Regions from separate parts of the Homo sapiens genome. Here region 2 is linked to region 1. A link is an interaction called in ENCODE POLR2A ChIA-PET data of the cell type or tissue named here. Cell type or tissue: OCI-LY7. All regions are shown on one strand. Each heading gives the region's core, and the rest is flanking DNA. Links, peaks and the distances in the headings are about the cores only.

Region 1 (10,145 bases), core at 3,052-7,051:
TACTGATACATACTACAATGTGGATAAACCTTGAAAACATGATGCTAATTGAAGGCAGCCAGACACAGAGGCCACATATTGTATAAATCCAGATAAATCAATAGTGACAGGAAGCAAATTGGTAGTTCTGAGGTATTACAACCCATAATTGGTATTTGTGAGAAAAAGGAGGAATGGGGATTGACTTTTTTTTTTTTTTTTGAGACAGAGTTTCACTCATGTTGTCCAGGCTGGAGTGCAGTGGCACGATCTCAGCTCACTGAAACCTCTTCCTCCATGGTTCAAGCGATTTTCCTGCCTCAGCCTCCCAAGTAGCTGGGATTACAGGCACCTGCCACCACACCCGGCTAATTTTGTATTTTTGGTAGAGATGGGGTTATACCATGTTGGTCAGGCTGGTCTCGAACTCCTGACCTCAGATGATCCACATGCCTCAGCTTCCCAAAGTACTGGGATTACAGGTGGGAGCCACCACACCCGGCAGGGACTGACTTCTTAATAGAGATAAGTTTTCTTTTGGGCTGGTGAAAATGTTTTAGAACTAGATACAGGTGGTAGTTGCACAACATTGTAAATGTACAAAATGCCACTGAAGTGCACACTGTAAAATGATTAATTTCATATTATCTTTCATCTCAACTTTTTAAAAGAAAAAAGTAAAGCAATGTATGTTGACAATGTCAAATGACAACGGAATGGAAAAATTAAATGTAGTATATTCACACAATGAAATATATATATACACACATACATGTATCATCTATATATTATAACATATATTGAGAACGAAATGAACTGTGGCCGCATGCAACCACTTGAATAAATTGCACAAACAAAAGGTTCCATTGTATAACTATATTGTAATTCATTCTATTTACTGTGGATGGTAATTTGAGTTGTTTTTAGTTCTCTCTGTTACAAACAATGCTGCTGTGAGTTTTGTTGTCTACATCTTCTGACTCAAAAGTGCAAGGTTTTCCAGGGTTGATACCTCCAACTGGAATTGCTAGATCTTAGGATCTATACATCTTTAGCTTTACTAGATAAGGCCAAACAGTTTTCTCAGATGCTTGTACCAAATTACATGCCTACTCTCAATGTTTGAGAGTTCCTGTTGACTACCATCTTGACCAACATTTGATGTTCTCCATACCTTTCTGAAGTCTTTGAAGTCTCTAAAGAGATAGGGAGGCTTGATAAAATGCTACATAAGTTCTTACAATCACTAGATCTACAGTGAGCAATACAAATAACATATTGTATATTCCAGAACAAATATAATTTTATATGTGTATAATTGTATATATTTTTACTTCCCTAACAAAATGTCTAACCTTTTCTCTACATTTTTGAAATTTCTGAAAAATTTGCTTTTCTGATCCTAGTGATGCTTAGGAAAGATTTTATATCATTAAAAAGAAATTGGGAGGTCACTTCCAAGATGGCTAAATGGGAACAGCTCCAGTCTGCAGCTCCCAGCAAGATTGACGCAGAAGATGGGCGATTTCTGCATTTCCAACTGAGGTACCTGGTTCATCTCACTGGGACTGGTTGAACAGTGACTGCAGCCCACGGAGGGCGAGCTGAAGCAGGGCAGGGCGTCGCCTCACCTGGGTGCAAGGGGTCGGGGGATTTCCCTTTCCTAGTCAAGGGAAGCTCTGAGTGACTGTACACTCCTGCCCAAATACTGCGCTTTTCCCACGGTCTTCCCAATCAGCAGACCAGGAGACTGCCTCCTGTGCCTGGCTTGGCAGGTCCCATACCCACGGAGCCTTGCTCGCTGCTAGCGCAGCAGTCTGAGATCGACCTGGGATGTGGGAGCTTGGCGGGGGGAGGGGCGTCTGCCATTGCTGAGGCTTGAGTAGGCGGTTCTATGCTCACAGTGTAAACAAAGTGGCAAGGAAGCTCACACTGGGCGGAGCCCACTACAGCTCAGCAAGGCCTACTGCCTCTCTAGATTCCACCTCTGGGGCAGGGCATATCTGAACAAAAGGCAGCAGACAGGTCTATAGACCCAGGCAAACAGGGTCTGGAGTGGACCTCCAGTAAACTCCAACAGACCTGCAGCTGAGGGGCCTGTCTGTTAGAAGGAAAACTAACAAACAGAAAGGAATAGCATCAACATTAACAAAAAGGACATCCACACCAAAACCCCATCCATAGGTCACCAACATCAAAGACCAAAGGTAGATAAAACCACAAAGATGGGGAGAAACTAGAGCAGAAAGCCTGAAAATTCCAAAAACCAGAATGCCTATTCTCCAGAGGAACACAACTCCTTGCCAGCAAGGGAACAAAACTGGACAGAGAATGAGTTTGACGAGTTGACAGAAGTAGGCTTCAGAAGGTTGGTAATAACAAACTCTCCAAGCTAAAGAAGCATGTTCTAACCCAACACAAGGAAGCTAAGAACCTTGATAAAAGGTTACAGGAACTGCTAACTAGAATAACCAGTTTAGAGAAGAACATAAATGACCTGATGGAGCTGAAAAACACAGCATGAGAACTTCATGAAGCATATACAATATCAATAGCCAAATTGATCAAGCAGAAGAAAGAATAGCAGAGATTGAAGATCAACTTACTGAAATAAGAGGCAAAGACAAGATTAGAGAAAAAGGAATGAAAACGAACAAAGCCTCCAAGAAATATGGGACTATGTGAAAAGACCAAACCTACGATTGATTGGTGTACCTGAAAGTGATTGAGAGAATGGAACCACGTTGGAAAACACACTTCAGGATATTATGCAGGAGAACTTCCCCAACCTAGCAAGACAGGCCAACATTCAAATTCAGGTTGAACAATGAGAACACATGGACACAGGGAGGGGAACATCACACACTGGGGCCTGTCGGGGGGTTGGGGACAAGGGGAGGGAGAGCATTAGGACAAATACCTAGTGCATGCAGGGCTTAAAACCTAGATGACAGGTTGATAGGGGCAGCAAACCACCATGGCACATGTATACCTATGTAACAAACCTGAATGTTCTGCACATGTATCTCAGAACTTAAAGTAAAATTAAAAAAAAAAAGTTAACTATAAATCTTAGTTACCAAGAAATCCCAGTTTCTGATACTGCCTCTTGTGAATTAAATAAGACTGAATTAAATTAGACTGTCTGTAGACAGATTAGAAGGCACCACAGAAGAGTCTTGAATTAAAACAAGTTTAAAGTAGCTTGACACTAGAGAAGAATTTATTTAATCTTTCTTCATAACGAATGTGTTTATCCAGGAATACCATTTGACCCAGCAATCCCATTACTGGGTATATACCCAAAGGAATATAAATGATTCTATTACAATGAATGTTTGCTTATTGCACACATATGTTTATTGCAGCACTATTCACAATAGCAAAGACATGGAACCAACTCAAATGCTCATCAGTGATAGACTGGATAAAGAAAGTGTGGTACATATAAACCATGGAATACTATGCAGCCATAAAAAGAAATGAAATCACGTCCTTTGCAGGGACATGGATAAAGCTGGAAGACATCATCCTCAGCAAACTAACACAGGAACAGAAAACCAAACACCGCATGTCATAAGTGGAGCTGAATGATGAGAACACATGGACACAGGGAGGGGAACAACACACACCGGGGCCTGTGGTTGGGGGGAGCAAGGGAAAGGATAGCATCAGGACAAATAGACAATGCATGTGGGGCTTAATACCTAGGTGTATATCCCGGAACTTAAATAAAAATGTAAAAAAAAAAATCAGTTCCTGGTGGTTTGTAAGTCAAAAAGGAAAGGTGAAACAATAAACTTAGTGAATTCTTGTAGAAGAAAACATAGGAGAATATCTTCATGAACTTAGGACAGGGAAAGTTTATGAACAGGACAAAAAATCACCTGCTGTAATGGAAAACACTGATAAATTGGACTGTATTAGAATGTACTTCTCTTCAGCAAAAGACATGATTAAGAAAGTGGAAAGGCAATCCACGGAATGGGGGAATATATTTGCAACGTATATAACAAACAGAAGGTTCATATCCAGCATATAACAGGAATTCCTATATATCAGTAAGAAACATAATTAACCCAAAATGAAAGAGGGCAAAATACTTGAGTAGATACTCCACAAAAGAGGATATCCAACCAGACAATAAAAAGATGAATGTGTACCCATATTAATCAGAGATTGCAATTTAATGCCACATTGCATTGCTATTATATACCCACTAAAATGACTAAAATTTAAAAGATTAACAATGCCAAGTGTTGGCAAGGATATGGACCACAAGAATGCTCATTCACCAATGGTAGGATTGTGATTGGGTACAACCACTTTGAAAAACTGGCATTAAGCTAAACATATGCCTACCCTATGAGCCAGCAGTTCCACTACTAGATATATACACTCAGTTGAAACACAGATACGTGTGTACCAAAAGACATGTCTAAGAATATTCATATTGATATTCATAATAATAAAGAGTTACAAATGACCCAACTGTATATTCACTGTAGAATAAATTGGTCAAACAACAGAATATTATACGTTAGTGAAAATGGACATGAACAACGTGAAAATGGAAATGAATAATCTATAGCTACATGTAACGATACAGATAAATTTCACAAACATAATGTTGAGCAAAAGAAACCATGGAAAAATGATGGAGCAATACTGAAATCAAACAGAATAGTCTCTAAAGTGAAAAACATGAATACGGATAAAGAGAGACATTACTTAATGATAAAAGGAATATTCCACAAGAAAATATCATGAATTTGCAACTGACACCAGTCTTACAAAAAGGAAACCTGTCATGTAGTTTAGTCAAATTTAGTCACGTTAGGAAACTTAATAAACTACTCTTAAATTTTATAAATACAGAAAACAGCTCAGAGTGTGGTCAGGTGGCTCAGATCTAGCAGAGTTTTCCTTATCCCAGTGGATTTTGTAGAATACACTGCCAGTCTCTTGTCTTTCATTCATCATGGCTACTTCTGATATCCAGGTGAAAGCACTGGAGAAGTGTGCCTCAGGCTAGGCTTTTGAACTGATTCTCAGATACCATCAAAAGAATCCATCCCAGAGTTCCTTATTTCCCCTCCAAAGAAGAAAGATCTTTCCCTGGAGGAAATTCAGAATAAATCAGAAGCTTCAGAAGAAAGACACAAGCCCTGCGAAGCTGAGGCCTTGAAGCAGCTTGCTGAAAAATGAGAGCAGGAGAAAGAAGTGCTTCAGAAATCAATAAAAGAACAGCTTCAGTGAAATAGCAGAAGAGAAACTGACCCACAAAATGGAAGCTAACAAAGAGAACAGGAAGGCGCAAATGACTACCACACTGGAGTGTTTGCAGAGAAAGATAAGCACGTTGAAGAAATGCGGAAGAGCAAAGAATCCAGAGATCCTGGTGATGAGGCTGAAGCTGACTAATTTGTTCTAAGAACTGACTTTCTCCCCGCTCTTCTTCCTAGATATTCAGACTATACTGGCCAGTGTCATTTTATTTTTTGCTCCTGACAAATATTCTAGAAGCTGATGTAGGACTAGATAGGTAAATCCAGCCTGTACAATGTTGTTTTAGGAGCTAAAGGGAAGAAACTGAAAGAGTTTTACTCTTTTTCTAAAATGTTGGTCTTTCTAACATAGCTATTTTTCTTGTTGCATCTTTGCTACTTCAGTACACTTGGGTTAATGGCTAGTACTGTACTGGCTTTGTGAAACATATTTGTGAAAAGAGTATGTAGTGGCTTCTTTTGAACTGTTTGATACGGAATATTTGTTCATTTTTTAATCCCAATTCTGTCCTAATTTTACCAGATGCTACTGGACTTGAATGGTTAATAAAATTGCACAATGTTGTTGGTGGCAGTGACTTCTTTCTGTTCAGGTAATAAGTTAAAAAGATCCTCCTAGTTTATATTTGTTTCAGGTAGAGCTTTTAGGTCAATGGAAATAACCAGCATACACATTACTGCAAAGTCTCTGCTTTTGAGTTTCTTGCTCCAGAGTTGTTTGTATTGTCTTCTACAATCATTGCTTTGTTTCAATGCCTGGACCCTGATCAGCTGTTGCTATATTCTTTCAAATGTTTATTTGCAAACAATCTTTTTTGTTCTGTGTTCCTGTTTAAAAAGCAGATTAAGGCCGAGCACAAGGCTCATGCCTGTAATCCCAGCAGTTTGGGAGGCCAAGGTGGGAGGCTCACTTCAGCCCAGGAGTTCAAGACCGGCCTGGGCAACATATAGAGACCCCATCTCTACAAGAAATACAGAAAATTAGCTGATTGTGGTGGTGCATGTCTGTAGTCCCAACTACTTGGGAGGCTGAGGTAAGAGGATCACTTGAGCCTTGGAGGTTGAGGCTGCAGTGAGCTGTGATTGTGCCACTGTACTCCAGCCTGGGCAACAGAGTGAGACCTTGTCTCAAGATAAATAAATAAAAATTTTAAAGGCAGATTAAAGGCACAAATGGTGTTTCTAGAGAACAATTTAGAGGGAATCTTAAGATCCTAGTTGGAGATATCTGGTGGTTTGCTTGCTTTATGTTACAGGTGGAGGTGTATTCTAATGCTTTCCTGCCGTAAAAGCTATAATTTGAGAATTGGAAAATTTTTTGGGCTTTTTTCTTTACCCCCGACTCATAGTACAGCTTTGAGAATATAATAATATTAAAAAAGCTTTCCATGCTGCTGTAGCAACTCCTGTGAAATGATTTAAGGGAACTTTATTTATATTTTAAAAATCAATAATTTATTTATAGATATATGTATTAGTATTAAAAGTATAATTAAATAATGGACAGGAACTATTTTTAAAACTTTATGGTAGTAATTGTCTCTACAAACAGAGATACATAGAGTAAACCAGTCGAGTATATAAAAGTGGCTTTAATTTTATCAGAAAATTTTTTTTTTCTTTTTTTGAGACAAGGTCTAGCTCTCTCACCCAGGCTGGAGTGCAGTGGTACAATCACAGCTTACTGCAGCCTCACCTCCTGGACTCAAACAATCCTCCCACCTCAGCACCCCCGCACCCCAGGTAGCTGGGACTACAAGTGAATGCCACTACACCCAGCTAATTTTTGTATTATTTGTAGAGACAGGGTTTTGCCATGTTTCCCAGGCTGGTCTTGAACTCCTGGGCTCAAGTGAGCCTCCTGTCTCAGTCTCCCAAAGTGCTGGGATTATAGACATAAGCCACCATGCTCAGCCTTAATCAGAAATGTTTTATGTCTTGAGATGTCTGACACAAATATGATAAAAGAGTAACAAAATTCTAGGTTTGAGGTACATAGATGTATATCACCCTGTTTTATATTTCTGTATTTTTGAAATTTTTTATTATAAAACAACAAGCAAAAACTTGCAGAAATGAAAAGAAGACTTGATTTTAAATTACAAATATCATAAACTAGAAATTCCACATTTAGTAGAAAAATAAGAATATAGTAGAATTAGATAATACTGTAAATAAACATATATACATTAAACATATTTATGTGCAAACACATATACATACATGGAGAGAGATACTTATACATACATATATATATAACACACAGAGAGAACATTACATCTCTCACGTAGATAATATACATTCTCTGAATATATAGAGCATGTATTTGGCCACAACAAAGAGCTCTTACAAATTTGTCAACAAATAACAAAATGGTCCTCAAAAAACTAAAAATGGAACTACCCTATGATTCAGCAATTTCACCACTGGGTAAATATCCAAAAGAAAATAAATAAATATATAAAAGAGATATCTGCACTCCCATGTTTATTGCAGCACTATTTGTAATAACCAAAATATGGGCCGAGCATGGTGGCTCACACCTGTAATCCCAACACTTTGGGAGGCCGAGGCGTGTGGATCACGAGGTCAGGAGTTTGAGACCATCCTGGCTAACATGGTGAAACCCCGTCTCTACTAAAAAAGAAAAAATTAGCTGAGTGTGGTGGCATGCACCTGTAGTCCCAGCTACTTGGGAGGCTGAGGCAGGGGAATTGCTTGAACCCGGAAGGCAGAGGTTGCAGTGAGCTGAGATTGTGCCACTGCACTCCAGCCTGGCAACAGAGCAAGACTCTGTCTCAAAAAAATAAAAATAACCAAAATATGGAATCAACCTAAGTGCCCATCAATGGATGAATGAATAAAGAAAATGTGGTATAATACATATATATGATGGAATATTATTCAGCCATTAAAAAATAATGAAATCTGCTGGGTACGGTGGCTCATGCCTGTATTCCCAACACTTTGGGAGGCCAAGGCAGGCAGATCACGAGGTCAAGAGTTCAAGACCAGTCTGGCCAACATGGTGAAACCCTGTCTCTACTAAGAATACAAAAATTAGCCGGGCGTGGTGGCATGTGCCTGTAATCCCAGCTATTTGGGAGGCCAAGGAAGGAGAATTGCTTGAACCTGGGTGGCAGAGGTTGCAGTGAGCCGACATTGCACCACTGCACTCTAGCCTGGGCGACAGAGCAAGACTCCATCTTGAAAAAAAATAATAATAAAATAAAATAATAATGAAATCTTAGTCAAGTGTGGTAAGCATGCCTCTAGAAGCTGAGGCAGGAGGATCTCTTGAGCCTAGGAGGTTAAGGCTGCAGTGAGCTGTGATTGCACCATTGCACCCCAACCTAGGCAACAGAGCAAGACCCCATCTCGGGAGAGAGGGAGGTAGGGAAGGAGGGAGGGAGGGAGGAAGGGAGGGAGGGGGGAATGAATGAATTCTGTCATATGCAGCAACATGGATGGAACTGGAGGTCATTTTGTTAAGTAAGCCAGACACAGAAAGACAAATGTCACATGTTCTCATTCATATGTGGGAACTAAAAAAAAGTGGATATCATGAAGATAGAGAGTAGATGGGTGGCTAACAGAGGCTGGGAAGGGCAGGGGATGGCGGCATAGAGAGAGGTTGATTAATGGGTATAAATACACAAATAAAAAATAGTGTTCAATAGATGGGTAGGGTGACTATAGTTAATAATAATCTATTATACACTTCAAAATGGTTAGAAGAGAATAATTTGAATGTTCCTAGCATAAACAAAAGATAAATATTTAAGGTGATGGATAACCCAGTTACCCTGATTTGATCTTTACACATTATATGAATGTATCAAATTATCACATGTACCCTGAAAATATGTACATCTATTATGTATCAGTTTTTAAAAATAACAAAACAGGCAAAGGATATGTATAGATTGTTTATGGAAAAGCATATCCAGATAGCCAGCAAGCTCATGCAAGGATGTTGTTTATTGGTAATTAGAGAAATACAAGTTAAAGTAATAGTGAGACATCATTTTCACCTGTTAGGCCTTCCAACATTTAAGAGTAGGTGATCTTGAAAACAGTGCTGAGTGAAAAACTAAACAAATCTATGACAAGTCCCATGTTTATAAATTAGAAATGCATGCATACAATAAACATGTTAAAAGGAAATATACAATGAAAGGATACACATTAAACATGAGAATGGTTTCCTAGAGGGGTGGGGAATGGGAGTGGGAAATGGAGATAACAAAGAAATGGAAAGAATAAATAAAATTAAAATTAAATATAAAATAAATAAATAGGGCTGGGTGCGGTGGCTCATGCCTGTAATCCCAAGTGAGGAGTTTGGACCATCCTGGCCAATATGGTGAAACCCCATCTCTATTAAAAATACAAAAATTAGCCAGGCATGGTGGCACACGCCTATAGTCTCAGCTACTTGGGAGGCTGAGGCAGAAGAATTGCTTGAACCTGGGAGGCAGAGGTTGCAGTGAGCTGAGATCATGCCACTGCACTCCAGCCTGGGTGACAGAGTGAGACTCTGTCTCAAAAAATAAATAAACTAGCCATGATATCTATTGCTGGAAGGATGTAGAGGGAAAGGAGCTTTCTGACACTACTAATAGAAATATGAAGTGTTTTCCAGACTTTCTGAAAAATAATCTGACAACATATCCTAGAAATAGTGGTAATGCTTGTCAGCATACAAGTCACTAAATAGATCATCCGTACTGTGAAATATGATGTGACCATTAAGGGAGAATCAGTACTGTGTCGGATGCCTTGAAGGGATTTCATAAGATACTGAATGAAAGACAGTGTATAAAAGTAAGTGTACTGTGGTGCCGTTTTAGGAAACAATGACCCCTCCCCCACACA
Region 2 (10,145 bases), core at 2,503-6,502, 170 kb before region 1:
GTTCATAACAGATTCATGCATCATTCTTGTTTCCCTGGGCCTTTAGACTCCTTCCTCTACTTGTATACAATGTTCATAACAGCATTATTCATAATAGTCAAAAAGTGGAAACAACCCAACATGTGTTCATTGGCACCATCCTAAGGCTTAGTGTTCATCTGCCCTTTATTTAAGATGAAGAGGTTTTCCTTGCACATCCATTTATTCGCCCTGTTACCGAAATGCCAGGGGTTCTGTCTAGGTACTGCTGCTTGATCACTGAGACAATGGGTATTGCCAGGGAAGAAGGCTTTAGTTGGGTGCTGCAGCTGAGGAGATGGGAGATGAGTTCTAGATCAGTCCCAAATCCATCTCCCTGACTGATTAAAATTAAGGGTTTGTATAACAGAAAAGAAATGTAACCATTTTTGGGAAAACAAGAATTAGGGAGGGGTAAAGGGGAGGAGTTGGTCAACAAGAAGCAGGTGGTTGCTTAGGCAATCATGATGGGTGAGGGGTCTGGCTCCTCATTGTCCAGATGCAGTGATCTGGTAAGTTTCAGTTCCTTGATAATATCTGGGAGGCCTGATGGTTGGCTTCATGAGGAAGGAACTCAGATTAAGACAAATGTAACTTTCTCAAGTTTTAAGACTGGGAGGGTCAGTTTTCTTTCAGTTTCTTTCTTTTATTCAAAAGAAACCACAAATACCAGTTCTATCAGACAGTTGGGCCATTTTCAACTCAAGGCATCTGAGTTCCTCCTCATCAAGGTAGGGTGACTTTAAATGTCTACAAAGGTGGGATGTGGATTGTCCTCAGATTCTGTGTTTGTTTATAGGGGTGTGTGAAAAATTTCCCCTATCATTCAGCCTTCATGATGGAAGATCTTTTTCTCCTTTCTTCTTCCTTTAAGTCTCTATTTCCTTTCACTTTCCCCTGCAATCAAGCTGCTTGTTCTTCTATCTCCTTCCTATTCCCAGCTGTGATTTTATCTAGTCTTTGTGAATTAAGAAACTGGTTTAAGAAACTGGTTTCTAAGCATGCATTTTAATCATTTCAAGTCACAGTCAAGTTAGCAATTCTTGAACTTTTTTTCTGCAACATTGTGGCCTGGGGAAGGCGGGAAAGGAGCTTTTGGGGGATCATTAAGAGAGCAAAGCACAAAGGTATACAGCAAATATAAGCAAATGTATACTTCAGGCCCTAACCATGCCACGTTATAACAGAAACACTTTTCTCCAGGACTCTTGTTGGCATCACCCCTTAGGATCCAGATATGCTGGAGAAGATACAAATCATTCTGACTTAAAGAATCTTCAAATCAGTAAATATTTTTTGAGGATCATTGCCATACCATGTACCATGCAAAATGCCAGGAATACAGCAGTTAAACACAAACACACATGGTTCCTGAATTTGTGGACCATGTTTTTATGAACCTCATAGTACCGGCTAGAATTGTGAAATCATTGTAGGCACCATCTCTACTGCAGAGAAGAAAACTTTTGCATATATTGGAGAACTGAGCCTCTAGTCATATTTCAATATTGTCTCCAAGTCCCTTTTAATTCAAGGCCTTCTTCATTACAATCCACATCCTGGAATAGAAACTTAGACTAGTTGATAGCGTACAAGAGTTGACAAGGCAGAGGAGATGCTCAGAGATAGAAAAGGAGGCTTGTCAGAGTTTCCAAGCTAACTACATTGTATATCTCAGATGAGAGAAAAAGGGTTTCTCTCGTTAATTAAGAAATTCCTTTGGAGATTAATGAGGACAGAATGCAGGATGTACAAGAGAATATTCTCAAACCAAACAGCTTTTAACCTGGGAGAATAAAGAGACCCAAAGGGCTAGTCTTTGTCTAGAGCAGAGAAAACACAGAAGAAAATTTAAAAATATTCCTCCATTCCAATATTTGTATAATCTTGAGGAAAAGGCCTTTTTAAGCAAAAGACAAAATCTTTAATCCAGAGGATATAGAAGAAGAAAAAGATTTATGTTTGGCTACATAAAAATTAAAAACAGCATAGTAAAACATGTGACTAAAATGTTAAAAAGCAAAGAGCATTCTGGGGAAAAATATTTGCAACACTTAAGATTGGCACATATATTTCTTACAAGTAATAAGTCCAACAACTTAATAGGAAAATTGGCATTCTACTGACACTCGTTTGAATTTGGGAAAAAAGTTTTTTTAAAAAGAAAATTGGCAAAAGATATAAACCTACTGTTAAAATAAAAATAAATATTAAATAGCATGCATTAAATACTAAACAAAATAAATATGGCATATAAACAAATGAGAAGATGTTCAACTGCATTCATAATTAAGGAAATGCAAATTAAAATAGCAGAAAACCATTTTAACTTAGATGGATAAATCTCCATGGTGCTGGGGAATTTGCTGGAAAATAGACATACTTGGAACTATAAATCTTTGTAGCTGCATTGGTGGGCAATTTGGCATTTTTTTTTTTTATACTTTAAGTTCTGGGATACATGTGCTGAACGTGCAGGTTTGTTACATAGGTATACATGTGCCATGGTGGTTTGCTGCACCCAACAACCCGTCATCTAGGTTTTAAGCCCCGCATGCATTAGGTATTTGTCCTAATGCTCTCCTTCCCCTTGCCCCCCACCCCCTGACAGGCTCCAGGGTGTGATGTTCCCCTCCCTGTGTTCTTGTGTTCTCATTGTTCAACTCCCACTTATGAGTGAGAATATGCGGTGTTTAGTTTTCCGTTCCTGTGTTAGTTCGCTGAGAATGATGGTTTCCAGCTTCATCCATGTCCCTGCAAAGGACATTGAACTCATTCTTTTTTATGGCTGCATAGTATTTCAAAATGTAAAACACAATATTCTTTACATCAGTCATTTCCTGTTTGCTTTCCAACCCATTCCCTACCCTTCTGCTCTGCTCTGTCCCACAGAGGCTGAGCCCTGCAAACTACAGTTCCTAAGCCCCTTTGCTAACTGGCTTTTATTTAGAATCAGCCAATGGAAAGTGCTGGCAGGAGACTGAAGGGTGAATAATTGAATGGGAGAGCCAGCATATTTCTTTCCCCTTTCTGCATCTGGGGGTCTTCCCAGCAGCGGCTGCATCTGTCTCATATATGACCCAGCTCCCACCAGGCAGGACAGCCCTTCCCACCCAGCTTCTAGCCTCTGGTCACACCGGCTCCTCAATTTGTCCCTCTAGCCCTTGGTGGTTTTATCTTGTTGCTGATCTTTTTTTTTTTTTTTTGAGTGGGGGACACTGTTTCATTCTTGTTGCCCAGGCTGGAGTGTAATGGCGCCATCTTGGCTCACCACAACCACCACCTACTGGGTTCAAACGATTCTCCTGCCTCAGCCTCCTGAGTAGTTGGGATTACAGGCCTGTGCCACCACACTCGGCTAATTTTGTATTTTGGGTTTTTTTTTTGTTTTTTTTTTGTGAGACGGAGTCTCGCTCTGTCACCCAGACTGGAGTGCAGTGGCGTGATCTCGGCTTACTGCAAGCTCCGACTCCCAGGTTCACACCATTCTCCTGCCTCAGCCTCCCAAGTAGCTGGGACTACAGGCGCCCGCCACCACGCCCGGCTAATTTTTGTGTATTGTTTTTAGTAGAGATGGGGTTTCACTGTGTTAGCCAGGACGGTCTCGATCTCCTGATCTCATGATCCGCCCACCTCGGCCTCCCAAAATGCTGGGATTGCAGGCGTGAGCCACTGCGCCCGGCCTAATTTTATTTTTTGTACAGATGAGGTCTCACTTTGCTGCCTAGGCTGGCCTCGAACTTCTAGCCACAAGTGATCCTCCCGTTTCAGCTTCCCAAAGTGTGGGGATTATAGGTGTGAGCCACCTCACCTGGTCCAACCATTTTATTTATAATAATTTTTCCTTCATTCTTAGCTGTGTGAGCGTCTGCAGGCAAATACCTCAGCACAAGGATACTCAGTGAAGCATTGCTTTTAAGGGAAAATGCACAGAAACAATCTAGGTATTTATTGATTGGTGATTCATACAATGGAATACTATACAGCAAATTAAAGGAACGAGGTAGATTTATATACGTGGAAAGATAGGCAAGATATTGTTAAGTGAGAAAAGCAAGATGCCAAACAGCATGTACAGTATGAGTTAAAAAAAAAAAAATACACATAGGCCGGGCGTGGTGGCTCACGCCTGTAATCCCAGCACTTTGGGAGGCTGAGGTGGGCAGATCTTGAGGTAAGGAGGTGAGGAGATTTGAGACCATCCGGGCTAACATGGTGAAACCCTGTCTCTACTAAAAATACAAAAAATTAGCTGGGCATGGTGGCATGAGCCTGTAGTCCCAGCTACTCGGGAGGCCGAGGCAGGAGAATCGCTTCAACCCAGGAGGCAGAGGTTGCAGGGAGCTGAGATTGCGCCACTGTACTACAGCCTGGGTGACAGAGCGAGACGCCATCTCAAATTAAAAAACAACAACAAACAAAACAAAACAGCACAGCCAGGCGCAGTGGCTCACATCTCTAATCCCAGCACTTTGGGAGGCCAAGGTGAGCAGATGACTTGATGCCAGCATGTCCAGAATTGGTTCCTTCTGGTGGGTTCTTGGTCTCACTGAGTTCAAGAATGAAGCTGCAGACCTTCGTGGTGAGTGTTACAGCTCTTAAAGATGGTGTGTCAGGAGTTTGTTCCTTCAGATATGTCCAGAGTTTCTACCTTCCAGTGAGTTCATGGTCTTGCTGACTTCAAGAATGAAGCTGCCAACCTTCATGGTGTTACAGCTCTTAAAGGTGGTGCAGACCCAAAGAGTCAGCAGCAGCAAGATTTATTGTAAAGAGCAAAAGAAAAAAGCTTCCACAGCATGGAAGGTGACCTGAGTGGGTTGCCACTGCTGGCTGGGGGGGTGGCCAGCTTTTATTCCCTTATTTGGCCCCACCCACATCCTGCTGATTGGTCCATTTTACAGAGCACTGATTGGTCCATTTTACCGAGTGCTGATTGGTGCGTTTACAATCCTTTAGCTAGACACAGAGCGCTGATTGGTACATTTTTACAGAGTGCTGATTGGTGCATTTACAATCCGTTAGCTAGACACAGAGTACTGATTGGTATGTTTTTACAGAGTGCTGATTGGTGCATTTACAATCCTTTAGCTAGACACAGAGCGCTGATTGGTGCGTTTACAATCCCCTAGCTAGACAGAAAAGTTCTCCAAGGCCCCACTCAACCCAGGAAGTCCAGCTGGCTTCAGCTCTCACCAGGAGTTCAAGACCAGCCTGGGCAACAGGTCAAGACCTGGCTCTACAAAATTTAAAAAATTAGCAAGGCATGGTGGTGCATGTTTGTGGTCTTAGCTGCTTAGGAGGCTGAGAGAGGAGGATCGCTTGAGTCTGGGAGGTCGAGGTTGCAGTGTGCTGTGTTCATGCCACTGTACTCCAGCTGGGGCAACAGAGTGAGACCCTATCTCAAAAAATAAATAAATAAAATAAAAATTTTAAAGACATACATGCATACATGTGTGCTTTAAAAAATAGTGTCTAAAAAACACTCTGGAGCTAGACAGCCTGGGATTACATCTCAGTTTCACTACTTGATAACTTGTTGGGCAATTTACTTGAGTTCTCTGTTTTTGTATCTATCCCTGGTTCCTTATCTGTAAAATGGTGTTATGATAATAATCCTCATAAGGTTTTTTTGACTATTACATGAGTATAATTCAGGAGTTAGCAAACTAATAGCCATAGGCCAAATCTGGCTGTTGCTTGTTTGCTTTTTTTTGAGATGGGGTCTCGCTCTGTCACCAGGCTGGAGTGCAGTGGCCCAATGTCAGCTCACTGTAACCTCCGCCTCCTGGGTTCAAGTGATTTTCCTGTCTCAGCCTCCCAAGTAGCTGGGACTTCAGGCACGCACCACCATGCCCAGTTAATTTTTGTATTTTTAGTAGAGATGGGATTTCACCATGTTGGCCAGGATGGTCTCGATCTCCTGACCTCGTGATCTGCCTGCCTTGGCCTCCCAAAGTGCTAGGATTACTGGCGTGAGCCACTGCGCCTGGCGCTATAGCTTGTTTTTTTAAATAAAGTTTTATTGGAACATAGCTGCATCCGTTAGTTTACATACTCCCTATAGCTGCTTTCTTACTACAACAAAGTGTTGATTAGTTGCAACGGAGACCAAGTGCTCTACAAAGCCTAAAATATTTGCTATGTAACTTTAACATAAAAAATTTGCTTTCTGCTGAATTAATGCATATAAAGTGTTTAGGAGAGTACTTGACACGTAGTAAATGTTCAATGTTTATGGTGGTTATTGTATAAACATGGAAAATTTCTGCAAGGATTCCTGCTTGGGAGTCTGGGACACCATTCTTTGACACCATTTGACTTTTTCTTTTTGTCTTATACCTTTTTATGTTTGATTCTCCATAAATTATTTCTTTAGTTAAAAAACCAATTAGCAGGCCGGGCACGGTGGTGCATGCCTGTAATCCCAGAACTTTGGGAGGCCGAGGTGGGTGGATCACCTAAGGTCAGAGGTTCAAGACCAGCCTGGCCAACACGGTGAAACCCGGCCTCTACTAAAAATATAAAAATTAGCCAGGCATGGTGGCACTCGCTTGTAATCCCAGCTACTCGGGAGGCTGAGGCAGGAGAATTGCTTGAACCCAGGAGGCAGAGGTTACAGTGAGCCGAGATCGTGCCACTGCACTCCAGCCTGGGCGATAGAGTGAGACTCAGTCTCAAACAAAAACAAAAACAATTAACTTAAAAATAATTTTAATTGTCATTAATTATATAATTTATATTATTTATATTTAATGTCCTTTTACATTAAGATAAGCAGAACTGGAAGGGATCTCGTAGTTTGGCACACTATAAACCCTAAACTGGGCCAAGAGCAGTGGCTCACACCTGTAATCCCAGCATTTTGGGAGGCCAAGGCAGATGGATCACCTGAGGTCAGGAGTTTGAGACCAGCCTGGCCAACATGGTGAAACCCTGTCTCTACTAAAAATACAAAAAATTAGCTGGGCCTGGTGGCACGTGCCTGTAATCCCAGCTACTTGGAACGTTGAGGCAGGAGAATCACTTGAACCCAGGAGGCAGAGCTTGCAGTGAGCCGAGATCACGTCATTGCACTCCAGCCTGGGCAACAAGAGCAAAACTCTGTCTAAAACAAACAAACAAACAAAAACCTAAACTGTAGATTCTAAGATTTATGTGGTTTTGAAAGATACAAAGCTATTGGGGAACTTTAGGGGTCCATCTGGGATGGTTTGTCATATCCAGAGCTGCATTTGAGGGCTGGTTCATTTGCAAGTTCCCAGGAAGGCAGAGATAACATGAATTGGTATTTTCCACAGCAGCTTGTCAAGAGCTTTATCTTTTCTCCCATCTGTTTGGATTGGATACTTAACAGCTCTACAGCTGCTCTTTGGAGGAATCTTACAAATTCTGAGGAGAGAGCACTTTGCCTGGAAATCATGCTAAAGTTATCTTTGTAGCTACTTCAGTTATCTATTGCTAGATAATAAACCACTCCAAACTGCTCCTGTTTCTGTAGGTCTGGACACTAGACAGGGCTTGGCTTGATGGTTCTTTTAGTTCATGTGGTGACAGCCATGGTCACTCACTAGGATGGCTTCAGTGAGACGATGGGCTGGGGTTCTGACAAGAAAATCCACAATGGAGATGGTTGATGGTTTTGTTGGAGGTATCTAACAGTTGAGTTGAGAAGGCATGAAGAGTTGGACCCTCAGATGAAATCTGACTGTAACTGGGCCAAATTGTAAAACCAGCTGCATTTGATTTGAACTGTTTATGCTTTGCCTGATCATCAACCTGAAGAGTGTAAACCAAAAATTATATCCTAAGCCCCCAACCAACTGAACAGACAGCTGTCTAGGCCGAGGGGACCCCAGAGCAAGCTGAAAAACTAAATTCCAGGCCATGATGGGAAGGAAGGGTTGGACGTACCTCATTATACTCTCTCCCTTTTAAAGTTTAGGTATAACAGACCAGCATTAATATTAAAATAGAGATCATAAGACTGACAAAAACAGACTCTTTGGTAAGAAGATACCAAATTCCAACTGGTATAATATCACATGACAGATAACAGACCTTGAAGAAAATTAAAATATTTTACCTCAAAATATATTTCTTTGGCATATTTTGAAATGGTCCTGAGAAGCCATCTTTTGAGAAAGAAATTTTGCATCTGTAGAGGATCTTTATTAATGCAGCTAGGCTTTTCCCAGATCTAGCAGAGATTAACTAAGAGTCTGACACCTGTGAAATTCCAAAAGAGACGTTTACCATCTATTCTCTCTGAAGCCTGCTATCTGAGGCTTCATCTATATAACAAGAATCACAGCCCACCCCCCCTTATCTCAACCCAAGCATTTCTTTCTACTGACTTTGTCTTTTTTTTTTTTTTTTTTTTTTTGAGATGGAGTGTCGCTCTGTCACCCAGGCTGGAGTGCAGTGGTGCAATCTTGGTTCACTGCAAGCTCTGCCTCCTGGGTTCACGCCATTCTCCTGCCTCAGCCTCCCGAGTAGCTGGGACTACAGGTGTCCACCACCACGCCTGGCTAATTTTTTTTTTTTTGTATTTTTAGTAGAGACGGGTTTCACCATGTTAGCCAGGATGGTCTCGATCTCCTGACCTTGTGATCCGCCCGCCTCGGCCTCCCAAAGTGCTGGGATTATAGGCGTGAGCCACCACGCCCGGCCTGACTTTAAGTCTTCAGCTTAACTCTTTTGACCAATTCCAAATCAGAAAATCTTTGAATCCACCTATGACCTGTATTGCTCCTTCCTTAAGCTGTCCCGCCTTTCCTGGCCAAACCAATGTATACCTTAGATGTATTGATTTGTCTTTGCCTATAACTTCTGTCTCCCTACAATGTATAAAACCAAGCTGTAATTCAACCACCTCAGGCACACTTTCTCAGGACCTCTTTTAGACTGTTCCCTGGGCCATGGTCACTCATATGGGCTCAGAATAAAGCTCTTTAAATATTTTGCAGAGATTGGCTTTTTTTTTTTTTTTTTTTTACCGACAAGAGACAGCTATGCTGAACTAGATTGATCATCAAAGACGTACTAAATTGTTAACCAGCCATCATCCATTATGAACTATGCTAAAACCTTCCAGATGTGTAAACTCACAGTAGTCCTTCTAAGCCTCTGCCTAATCTCACCAAGACGGAACATGATTTTCCTATTTGCTGGATCTGTGTCTCCCAATTGCAATTCCTGAGACCCAGATTAAAATGCATTTTCTTTTGTTTGCCACTCCACAGTGTTGGTTTTACTTCTTATTAGTTGGCTGGCTCAAAAGTCCAAAAAGGCTTCACTCAATGCGTGGAGCCCCAGTGGTCCTCCACGTGGCCTTTCTCTCTCCATGTAGTCTCTTCTCTTCCAGTTGTCTTGGCTGAGCTTCTTCAAAGCATAGCATCTAGCTTCCTGAAACAAAAATGGAAGCTTCCAGGCCCCTGAAAATTTAAGCCTAGAACAGGAACATAAAACACAACTATACTGGGAATAAAACCTTTCCATCACTAAATTAGGTTCAAGTGGTGGTGGGGGGAGGAAGTGGGCCTGCAAATTTCCTGACATTAGACAGTTTAACTAGAGGGAAAAAGAACATGCTTTATATTCATACATGTGACAGCATTAGAAAGCAGTAGCTTGCTGAACAGCTAGGGGTAAGGGTATATTACAACAACAATTTAATAGGCAGAAGGAGCGGGAAAGCTAGAGCTTCTGTGGGAAGTACAAATGGGCTTTTAGGGAAACCAATGGCAGGTATTACAGTTTATGATAATGTTTGTTTATGCAATTTCTCACCCAGGTGCTAACAGTCAGGCTCCTTCCTGGCTGGAAGCTCCCCCAGAGAGGGGATTTATGGCAGCTTCATTCTCCAAAGGCCCTGCCTATAGTCAGATAAGGGAAGCTCAGAAGAGGCTTCTTTCTGCATCTATAACTTGAATGTCTTAAAAGAATCATTGTACCATAGGGTGGGTTGTGATTCCCTTTAACTTCCACCTCATTCTGTTTATTAGTCAAGGGAAGTCGCAAAACCAGACGGAATTCAAGGGAAGGAAACCGACTCCGCCTCTGATGGCTGCAACAGTATGCACATTCAGGGAGGAAAGGAATTAGCAGTGGTCATCTTTCTGGACCAT

The links. ChIA-PET counts read pairs that join two places held together with the same protein. Peaks named below come from ENCODE experiments on the same cell type or tissue, not always from the same donor. Only the 100,000 strongest peaks of a DNase experiment are listed, where the experiment ranks them.
Region 2: POLR2A ChIA-PET joins it to region 1 with 6 read pairs; 11 of 35 experiments call an interaction of 5 or more read pairs at or near these places.

The regions. Positions count from the first base shown.
Region 1 is chr12:31,710,597-31,720,741 of GRCh38, reverse strand. The region is part of intron 1 of AMN1 (antagonist of mitotic exit network 1 homolog); the gene reads left to right. It also overlaps the pseudogene STMN1P1. Among named protein-coding and RNA genes, the nearest start is that of AMN1, 13 kb to the left of the region's middle. RefSeq lists enhancers at 1,160-1,666, 1,667-2,174, 5,136-5,275. In OCI-LY7, for the core only: no CTCF peak of the experiment used is centred there; a DNase peak (open chromatin) is centred at 5,301; H3K4me3 peaks cover 1,749 bases; H3K27ac peaks cover 2,085 bases.
Region 2 is chr12:31,877,771-31,887,915 of GRCh38, reverse strand. It overlaps LINC02422 (long intergenic non-protein coding RNA 2422), which reads left to right and starts at 713. Exons shown (of 2, transcript NR_135029.1): 1 at 713-749; 2 at 10,023-10,145. In OCI-LY7, for the core only: no CTCF peak of the experiment used is centred there; no DNase peak of the experiment used is centred there; H3K4me3 peaks cover 385 bases; H3K27ac peaks cover 778 bases.